Linked DNA regions of Homo sapiens: region 2 is linked to region 1. Evidence: chromatin contacts called from ENCODE Hi-C or POLR2A ChIA-PET data. All regions are on one chromosome and are shown on one strand. Each heading gives the region's core, a stretch centred on a gene start or an enhancer-like site at or near the end of the contact. The rest is flanking DNA. Distances are from core to core; before and after follow the strand shown.

Region 1 (5,403 bases), core at 1,645-4,144:
TGTGATGACAGGCCCATGTTCATACTTGGCTGGAACTGGCAAGCATCTTTGCCTTGTGGATGGGTGGTGTTTGCCACAGTCCCCACTGCTCTCATCTGTGTGTTTCCTGCATTTATGTTACATGCCTGGTCCTGCAGGCATTTGAGCTTGTAGCTCCTACATATTTAGCAGGACAGGTAGGCTGGGAGACACAGTCCCTTCTTTAGAACAAGGGGAAAGGAGTCCCTGGTTTTGTAGTCAGTAGTTCTGGGCGTTTTTTGTTATATAGCAGCACAGCTTAGAAGGTGGTTTCAAAATCCGGTTGCACAACAAAACCATCTGGGGTCCATTTCCTATATACTGATTCTGGACCATATCCCAGACCTACTATGTCAGAATCTTGGGTGTGTGTGTGTGTGGGGTGGGGTGGGGGAGTGATGGAGTAGGACAGAGGTAGAGCCAAGGAATCTGCATTTTTAAAACTCTCAAGCAATTCTGATAATAAACAGGCCTAGAAATAGCTGCCATAGGATATTATCTTTTAGCACTGAAAAGGGAGGCAGTTTGGGTTTTTCTTTCACTGGAGATCTTTGAGGCATGTTGTTTTAAAAAAAAGTCAAGATGGCAGAAGTGGAGCAGAAAAAGCAGCAAAGCAGAAGAAGCAGACCTTCTGCAAGTTCACCTCCTGTGGCGTGCACCCCGACCCACTGCTGGACTTGTCATGCGAGCAGCGAATGAAGCTGCACCGTGGCCTGTGGCAGAAGCAGCACTCGCTGCTGAAGCGCCTGCGCAAGGGCAAGAAGTGGGCACTGCCTATGCAGAAGCTGGAGGTGGTGAACGCGCACCTGCAGGATATGATCATCCTGCCCGAGATGGGAGACAAGACGGTGGGTAGCATGGTGGGCGTCTACAATGGCAAGGCCTTCAACCAAGTGGAGGGCAAGCCCGAGAGGATTGGCCATTACCTCGATCACCTACAAGCTCGTGAAGCACTGCCCGGCCAGGCATCAGAGCCACCCACTCTTCCTGCTTCACCACCCTCAAGGATTCTGCTCAGCCAGTAAAGGCACACACACTTCTTAAATAAATAAATAAATAACAAAATGTCTTTTCTCATGGAAATGTGAATGATTGCAATATTTTGTGGAGCTAAGGGTTTTAATTAGTCAGATTCGTTCTATTTATGAAACCAAGAAACTTGGTTTCTATCTACAAACCAAGAGTGGCAAACCAAGATTGGTTCTTTAATGAAGGCATAAAACAAACACCTAATCAATATAGTGATATCTTTTATTTATCTAGGCAAGATGGTACAATACTCTGCAGGGCCCCTTCAGCACATAAACAAGTCCTATAGCCCATCTTCTCTGTTTATTCTCATAAAAGCTGGAAATAGTTATTTCAGAGTTGTAGATTAAATCTCAGCTGAACCAGTACTATGCCTACAACATGGTACAGCACTCTGCAGGGCCCCTTTAGCATGTCAACAAATCCTATAGCCCACCTGGGTTCTGTTGAGATTTAATCTATAACTCTGAAAAAAGCTGGAAATAATGATTTCCAGCTTTTATTCTCAAAAATAAAGCTTGGATCTCTACCAGTCTTCTGAGGATGCTAATAGACTACCCAGGAAGGAAGAAGGAAATTGTGAGGGTATTTAAAGAAAGTTGTTAGGGGAAATGAAGTTGCTGTTATTTTGGTTAAGGAAGGTTACAATACATTTAATACTACAAAGCATTGCATACAGATTCAACTCATAAGGACTTTATTAAATGATTCTTTTATTCAATAAACATTTGTTGGAGTGCCTACTATGTATCAGGCACCTTTCTATCGCACTAGGAGTACTGTAATGAATAAAGTAATAAATGTCCTTGTTCATAAGCCTTATACTTAATGAAGAAAAATGAAAGGACAGCTTCATTAATGTGTGGCAGGTGCTTTTCGTACGAAGTATGACTGTTATGTAGACTATATTTATTAATTTTTAAGGCTCCTATATTAGCATGTCCTGCAGAGAAAGAAGGCTGAGCCCCCATTGAATGCTATTAATTTGCAGAAGCCTTTAGGTGCAATTTTCAAGTTAAATTTCAGGGGTACCGCTGACTGAATGTTTGCATACCTAGCGCTCTCCTTACCAGAAGAGCTATTTTCTCATGGCTACCACAGCATCTACTTCCCTATAGGAGAATAAATAAGCCCCAGGCCATTTGAAAAATGGACCACAGAAAAATTTCCTACAAAGGGCCCTCTGGATGGGCTAGGCCACTCAACCCATTTTCTAGTTATCACGTGGCAGATCTAGGACTTACCCCAACCCAAGGCTGGTGATGTGACTCTTAAACATTTTGCCTCTCCTGGAATAGCACAGTTATGGTAAGGAAGGCTGGCCAATGAGTTACAAGTATAGACTGGGTTGATTCCAGGTCATTCATTGATGAGAGGGCAGAGCCAGGACTAGCTACATGTCTCTAGGTTTCCAGTTCAGTGCTTGCCACTATGATAACCATCTTGTCTCTTTGAACGCAAAAGTTGAGAACCCTAGCAACATGAAGATGTTAAAATGTAATCTGTTTTGCTATCCAATCAAGATCGATGGACCGAGAATGGTTGTGATGTCCTAGCAGAGTGCTCAGTAGACCCAATAAGTGAAGTAGTTGTGGAAAGGCATTGGTGTGAAAGCTGTGGGTGTTATCAAGACCCAGAGCTGCAGTGGTCTAGCGCCTCAGCCAGAGCAGAGAATTTCCTTTATTGAGACTTAGCTGAGACCTGCACTACACGAAGACCTGGAGGTCACCATGCAGGCACACAGGCACAGGGATGGAAGCTTTCCTCTTTTCCTTCACTCGTTCTCCCTGATCCTTTGTTAAGCTCTAGCCACACACCAAACACTATGCTGGGGCAATGGGGGTACAAACATCAAGAATCTTGTGTTTTGATAAGCCATCAAATTGGATTATGTTGCCAAGGTGATGGCTCTGAGGAGTGAAGGTGGAGAGAAGCAAAGCTAGGCTGACCTCACTCACTTTGCCTGGCTCTTTGGGGGCGTTGCTGGTACAGAGAGCTGCCAGCCTTAGTAAAACCGAAAGCAAAGATGACCAAGCCGTTCAGCCTTTCAAAAATAGTTCCTACACTTTTCTGGTGAGAAAAAGAGTTCCTTAGTCAGGAATTATGATCCTATTAGTTCCTAGTTGTAAAGCATAGTTGTTAAAAGAAAGAGAACTAACATTTACTAAGGACTTACTATGTTAGAGGTACCATAGAAATATCAGGAAATTTTAAAAGCAGCTTTATTGAGGTGTGACTGACATATAACAAACTGCACATGTTTAAATCATACCACTTAATAAGTTTTCATATTTGTATATGCCCATGAAACCATCACCAGAATCCTGATAATGATTAGCCAGGTATGGTGGCACATACCTGTAGTCCCAGCTGCTTGGGAAGCTGAGGTGGGAGGATTGTTTGAGCCACTGGAGTTTAGGCTGCAGTGACCCAAGATGGTGCCACTGCACTCCAGCCTGGGTGACAGAGAGACTCTGCCTCTAAAATATATATATATATGATGAATATATATATGATATGTATATACATGCCCATCACTCCACAAAGTTACCTTATGCTCCTTGTAATTCCTTCATCCCACTTTTCCCACCCCAAGTCTTGTCCTTAGACAACCAGTGGTCGGCTTCCTGTCACTACAAATTTGTTTACATTTTCCAGAATTTTACATTAATGAAATCATATAGTATATACTCTTTTTTGCTTGACTACTTTCCCTCCCTCCCTCCCTTCCTTCCTTTCTTCCTTCCTTCCTCTTTCTCTTTTTCTTTCTTTCCTTTCTCCCCTTCCCTTCCCTTCCTTTCTTTCTCTTTCTTTCTCTCTCTCTTTCTTTCTTTCTTTATTTCTTTCTTTCTTTCAGGCAGAGATTGGTAGGTCTCTCTGGACTTTCAGCTGTGTCTTTACAACTCATGGAGTCTTCTAAGGCTGTATGTCAGTTTTCACTCTTTGGGCCATGACCTGGGAACTCTCTCAAGGCAGGAACTTGTCTCAATCATAGGGCTCATCTCACTTGTTTCCCTTCTCTCAGGGATTATTGTTTTTTATTGCCTGATGTCCAATGTCTTGAAAACCATTGTTTCAGGCTGGACGTGGTGGCTCACGCCTGTGATCCCAGCAATTTGGGAGGCTGAGGCAGGCAGATCACTTGAGATCAGGAGTTCGAGACCAGCCTGGCCAACATGGTGAAACACTGTCTCTACTAAAAATACAAAAATTAGCCAGATGTGGTGGCACTTGTCTGTAATCCCAGCTACTTGGGAGGCTGAGACAGAGAATCACTTGAACCTGGGAGGCAGAGGTTGCAGTGAGCAGTGATGGCACCACTGCACTCCAGCCTGGGCTACAGAATGAGACTCTGTCTCAGGAAAAAAAAAAAAAAAAAAAAAAAGAAACCATTGTTTCATGTATTTTGTCTTGTATCAACTGGGAAAGAAAATGTGGACTCTACTACTCCATCTTTCTTGTAGCAGAAATCACAGCATGTATTTTAATCCTATAGTAACCTCATTTTACAATAAGTATTTTTTATCACTATTTTTTACATGAGATACTATAGCTCAGACAGGTTTAGTTCTAAAGTAACTGAAGGTAAAAGCAGAGTTTAAATCAAGGCGTTTTTCTTTCTGAGGTCTGAGTTCTTTTCACTGTACTAGGTTCATGGGGTCATCTGAAAGGCACTCAGGCTGGGTTTTAGGCCAGTCTCTGACTTCAAAGATCTGTATGATCTTAGTTAAGTCATGTAAATTTTCTATGCCACAGAACCCAAGAGAACTTTGAGTTGCTCTGCCCCAGGGCTACTCTTTAGGCCATGGCTGTCTTTTCTTCCTCTTTTTACAGGCCCCATAATTTCAGCCTGGTTTCCCGTTCTCTTTCAGAAGATAACCCTATTCTATAAAGTTGTTCTCCTTTAAAACTTCTTTTTCCCCCAAGTGCTTAGTGCAGTGCCGGGCATGCAAAAAGGTTCTCAATAAGTGACAGGTGAACGAATAAATAAATGAGTGCATACATAATTGGCTATAGAGTAAGTCAGGTGCAGTCTCCTTCCTTGCCTTCTCCCAACGACCACAGAAGGAGTTCTCAGGCCTCTGCAATCCCTGCATGCCAGTGAAATCCCATTAGCATCAGTGGTCCGTTGTCTGGCCCCACTAGCTCAACCAGGATCTCTAGCTTTGTTGAGACTCCCTCCCCTATGCCCTAACAGTATTTCTGAGTTTATAAGAATTCACAAAGGAAGAACTACCAAGTACATTGAACTGTTGGGGGGAACAAGGCACTAATTATAGCTATGTGAATTGAAGGCAGTACTTTCTTTGTTCTTTTCCTCAAGTCAGAAACCTAAGTCTGAAATTCAGATTGTAC
Region 2 (5,403 bases), core at 1,114-3,613, 110 kb after region 1:
TGGAGAAAGCAACCTACACTTTTTTGGCTTCCAATTAAATACCTCACTTTACCCCAACATCTTTTTTTTTTTTTTTTTTTTTTTTGATAAAGAGTTTCACTCTTGTCACCCAGGCTGGAGTGCAGTGGTGCAATCTCGGCTCACTGCAACCTCCACCTCCCGGGTTCAAGTGATTCTCCTGCCTCAGCCTCCTGAATAGCTGGGATATTACAAGTGCGTGACACCACGCCCGGCTAATTTTTGTATTTTTAGTATAGACGGGGTTTCGCCATTTTGGCCAAGCTGGTCTCGAACTCCCAACCTCAGGTGATCCGCCCGCCTCGGCCTCCCGAAGTGCTGGGATTACAGGTGTGAGCCACTGTGCCTGGCCTCTAGCATCTTAAAATAGTGAAAACAAAAGAGTACACTATTGGCTGGAGAAGCTCACTTCTACCCTATCCACGCTCTTCTTTTCCAGCCTCCTGCCAAGGAGCTGGTAATGTATATTCAGGACCAAGGACAGTAATTGGGCCCCATTTCTTCATCTGAAGCCTTAGCAGGGGAGGGGTTGACGTGAGCTGTCTAGACCAGAACTGCCCTGGTCAGCGGGTAAGTGTTCTCTTGCTGTTGCTTCTTCTCACTGGCTGGTTTGTCTTCCACAGGTGGAAGACAAACTTTTCTAGTCACTGTCGTGTCAAAGAAAAGTCTGAGATTCATGTATGGGCTTCGTGGAGAGGGGCAAGGGAGGCCTTTGAGCCTCTTTGGTACCAGGCCTTAGGGCTACCTCTTACCTAGGCCAAATGAGGATTTCATGTGGTCCAGCCCATGTTTCCAGGATTGGAAAGGGAATACATTGAAGTTTGCAGCAAAACCCAGCTCAGTTTGTCCTTTCCACATGCATTTCTTTTAGAAACTCTGCAGGAAGGGGTGGCTAACAGAACTGAATGTTTAGCATCCTGAGTTTTATTTTTTGTTGATGTATAATACATATTCTCAGTTGGGGTGATATTGCCCCCAACAGGGCAAAAACTGGTTCTTGGGGGACAAAAAGAGTCTTACTCTTTTTATGTTTAAAGCGCAGGTGTATGTAGAGCACATATACTGGTATATAGTATATCTATGATATTAAACTTAATAGGGGAACATTTAATGGGGAAAAATATCAAATAAGTTTCATTAGGGGAACCATAATGAAAAGAAGGGTGAGAAACACTGGCTTAAATCATTGTCTGTCTGTCTGTCTCTCTCTTTTTCTTTGTCTCCTTCCTAGGTAGTACAAGGCTGGTTCCAGTGACCTATAATGTCATCACTATCCTACTCTTTGTTCTTTTCTGATCTTCCATCTGCACAATTACCTTGTAGTATTAAGGTGGTTGTTGCAGCTCCACTATCATATATAGCTGACAGGGAGACAAAAGAAGAGGAAGGGTAAAAGTTACACATTAACGAAATCAGAACCTTTTAAAGGAACTCTTCTGATGTCACTCAAAACCTCTAATTACATCTTACTGGGTAGAAGTTAGTCATGTGGACACCCCATTTGCAAGGGAGGCTGGGAAATGCAGATTGATTTGTCTATTAAAGTTGGGCACATTGCCATTCCCAGCAAAATTGGGATTCTGTTAATAAGAAAGGGAAAATAGATATTAGGTAGGCAACCAGTGATCTTTTTACTAGTGCTTTTTGCCATTCGTTTTCCTGGCAGCCAACTTGGGTAAAATATAATCTGTGATTTGGAAAAAGTGAAAGCTAAGTGCCTTTATTTTATGCCAGGACTCATTCATCTGGTGCTTTAAATTCTTGAACAGACTGACTTAGTGCATAAGCAAATAAAATGGATTAAATATTAAGGCATTAAGTTCTTCAGCATGTTTCCTGGTGGGGAGAACACTTAGTATTTGTAAAGTGAGAACTGACTTCTTTGTTCAGTTTATAGATCCCTGACTCAGAAACTTTTGCATTCTAAATGTTTCAGTGGGAACCATTAATTATTGATTATTTAGATTTCATGAAAATATGTTGTTTAGAAATTTTGAATTTTGTGAATAAAAGCAAAATATTGGGATTCTTAAAGATGTCAACAAAAAATAAGTAAAAGCATTGTATTTCCTGCAATTGAATTTGTAGATATGTTTTTCAGATAAAATTATGATGGTATTGAGTACTTCATATTATAGAGTAGCTGACAGCATCAAAATATGATTCTTTGTAAATCTGTAAGTACTAATATTCTTAATATATGCCAATAATTTAGAGAAAAAAAGTAAACTTCAGTAGAAAATTTCCAATTAAATCTGTAGATTTTGGTAAAATTACTTCCTCTAGCGATTAAAATTGCATTGTAATGGTTGGCAAAGTTCCCGGATTTGGGCATGAAAGTACAGAGCTATTTTAATAGCACCATTGTGTTCAGGGTGTGGAACTGGATTCTTGACCTCAGTGCTTCTTGGAGCAGGGGGTGGGCAGTATTTGTGTGATTTGTCTGTCTTTCTCTTCCTATCTCCTTTCTTTTGCCTGTTTCCCTTTCCTTGTTTCTTTTTTTGTTGGATCAGTATATTGAAATATTGTGAGATAGTACTCCTATAGGAATTATTTTGGTGCACAGATTTTTTTTTTAGACAGAGTTTCACTCTGTCACCCAGGCTGAAGTGCAGTGGCATGAACATGGCTCACTGCAGCCTCGACCTCCTGGGTTCAAGCAATCCTCCTGCCTCAGGCTCCCGAGTAGCTGGGACTACAGGCTCAAGCCACCATGCCCAGCTAATTTTTACATTTTTTGTAGAGAAGGGAGTCTTGTCATGTTGCTCAGGCTGGTCTGGAACTCCTAGGCTCAAGTGATCCTCCTGCCTTGGCCTCCCAAAGTATTAAAATTACAGATGTAAGCCACTGTGCATGGCCAGAAAATTGTATTAAATACTTTGAAAATTAAGTTTTAAAAGAGATTTCTCTGTTTTTTGGTTTTTGTTTTTGTTTTGTTTTTTTTGAGATGGAGTTTTGCTCTTGTCGCCCAGGCTGGAGTGCAATGATGCGATCGCGGCTCACCGCAACCTCCGCCTCCTGGGTTCAAGGGATTCTCCTATCTCAGCCTCCCGAGTAGCTGGGATTACAGGCATGCACCACCACGCCTGGCTAATTTTGTATTTTTGGTAGAGATGGGGTTTCTCCATGTTGATCAGGCTTGTCTTGAACTCCCAACCTCAGGTGATCTGCCGGCCTCGGCCTCCCAAAGTGCTGGGATTACAGGCGTGAGCCACCACAGCTGGCTGAGATTTCTCTGTTTTTAAGGAAAAAAATTTTAAAAATATATTGGTTCTGGATTTTTTTTTAAATTTTATTTTCTTCCAATTCTATTCCATGTCATTAGACAGAGTCAATAATATTGGCCCACCTAGTATTCCGTATTTTGTAATTTGGTGAATATATTTGGGTCTTAAATGTTCATAATATCAATTTAAATGACCCCAGCAAATTACTGGTGAGTTGAGAGTCATCTTGCCTATTCTTTTGGTCCATATAATGCCTTGTAGCTGTCTGCCAGTTGTGAATTAGATGTAGGATTGTTTTCTCTCTATGTTATGACTATATGGAACAATGACGAATCTTCTTGAAAGGGTATGTAGAAAGTGTAAAAAATATTTAGTGCCTAGGCACTGAAGGAGGCTCTGAGGGAACACACAAGGGTGAGGGAGCAGACAAGTGTGTGTTGAGAGCTTAGGTAGAGACATGTGGGGGTGGGGGGACCTCGAGAAGACTCCCAGAGAAGATGACATGCAGCTGAGTGTTGAAGATTTAGGGGGATAGGGATGTGCCTAGACACGAAGTCTAAGAGCACAGATGCGCACAGAGACTTACACTAGAGGACAAGGCTTTATTTCTGCTTTGTTTACTGTTATATCTCCAGTGTCTAAGGCTTCATTTAGCTTGTAGTAGACACATAATGCACATTTGTTGAATTAATAGGTTAAATTAATTGTAAGAAGTTCTATGCCTCTGATGTAGGGTTTCACTTGGAGAATGTTCAGAAATAAAATATTTTGTAAGTGATACTAAGATTTGGATTTCATGCTAAAGATCCTGGGGAGTCATTCAGTGATTTAAAGTCTGGTAATGATGTGATAGAACTTACATCACTGTTAAAGTTGGATAGGAGGGTGCTCAAATTAGATGCAGGGAAATTAGTTGTGAGATTAGTGTAGCAGTTTATATGATAGTTGGTGGAAGCTGGAGTGGTGATCCAAATAGACAAGAGAGGGTGAATTTAAGAGATATTAAGATAGAATCAACAGGACATGGTGACCAACTTGGAGCATGAGGATAGAGGTAGAAGGAGGATGGATGATTCCCAGGTGCTAGGCTTGGCGGACATTTATGGATGCTGATGATGTGGATTATGATTGGGAATGAAGGAGGAGAAACATTTGGATAGATTGTAATGAACTGTAGAGATGTTTGGTTCCAGACACCTAGTGGAGATGTTTAAGAGGTTAATATGATTGTAATGAGTTGTAGGGATGTTTAAGAGGTTAATGTGATTGTAATGAGTTGTAGAGATGTTTGGTTCCAGACACCTAGTGGAGATGTTAAGAGTTGTAGAGATGTTTAAGAGGTTAATGTGATTTTGAGTTCTAGTGTTTGGCTACCTCTCTGGTAGCTCGTTTCTATTCTCTCAGTTCCACTTCTTTCAGGTACCCATTAAATGTTGGTATTTCTGAGAGTCCATATTAATCACTTGTTTCCACTCCATTCCTACTCATCTGTTCCTTTGGCTTCAACTTCCTGCTCTGTTGCTCACTGTCAAATTATTGTCTCCAGACAAGACTTTTGTCCTGAGTGCCAACTGTTCAGTCTAACTGCCTACATGTTGTTTCAATCAGATATTCCCCAGGCATGTAAAGATAAATGTGTACAAATAAGGACCACTCATTTTCTTCCCCCATTTCTTTTACAATGTAGAGAAAAATGGTCAAGAGCACAGATGCTAGAGTTAGACTCCCTAGATTTGAGTCCCATATGTCACTTACTAGCTTTGTGACCCTGTGCAAATTATCTGACTTTTTTGTGCCTCTGTTTTCTCATCTGTAAAGTAAGAATAACAATAGTACCTTCCTCATAGGATGTTATGAGATCAAACAAGTTAATGCATATAAAGCAATCAGATTGGTGCTGGCACATGGTAAGCACTATATTAATCAGATCTTCCTTTATTTCCTGTCCTGGTTAGTGATACCATTGTTCAACCAGCTACCCAAACCAGAAATGTGACATTTATCCTAACTCTTCCATATCACTACATCAGAAGGAGATTCATCAGAAGGAGGGGCATCAGAAGGAGATTCCACATCAAAGCAATCATTAAATCCTGCCATTTGTCTTCTTTCCATCTCTACCATTACTGCCTTGGACTTGACATTTATTGTCTTCTTT

The links. A loop is a pair of places that touch in the nucleus more often than their neighbours do. ChIA-PET counts read pairs that join two places held with the same protein, here RNA polymerase II (POLR2A). Pooled maps may share reads with other maps.
Region 2: a loop to region 1 is called in a map of posterior cingulate gyrus, with 2.9 times the contacts of the local background. The contact joins two enhancer-like sites. A Hi-C loop is called at or near these places in 8 of 168 maps with a recorded cell type or tissue (Calu3, K562, PC-3 and 4 more) and 10 of 50 pooled maps. POLR2A ChIA-PET finds 5 or more read pairs at or near these places in 1 of 52 experiments (MCF 10A).

The regions. Positions count from the first base shown.
Region 1 is chr1:171,802,917-171,808,319 of GRCh38, forward strand. It overlaps the pseudogene RPS15P3. Among named protein-coding and RNA genes, the nearest start is that of METTL13, 24 kb to the left of the region's middle. Within about 2 kb of position 2,895, at least 2 of the 41 ENCODE cell types and tissues checked have a DNase peak (open chromatin) inside an H3K27ac peak, as active enhancers do.
Region 2 is chr1:171,911,213-171,916,615 of GRCh38, forward strand. All of the region lies in intron 1 of DNM3 (dynamin 3), which reads left to right. Among named protein-coding and RNA genes, the nearest start is that of DNM3-IT1, 50 kb to the left of the region's middle. RefSeq lists a silencer at 404-604. Within about 2 kb of position 2,364, at least 4 of the 41 ENCODE cell types and tissues checked have a DNase peak (open chromatin) inside an H3K27ac peak, as active enhancers do.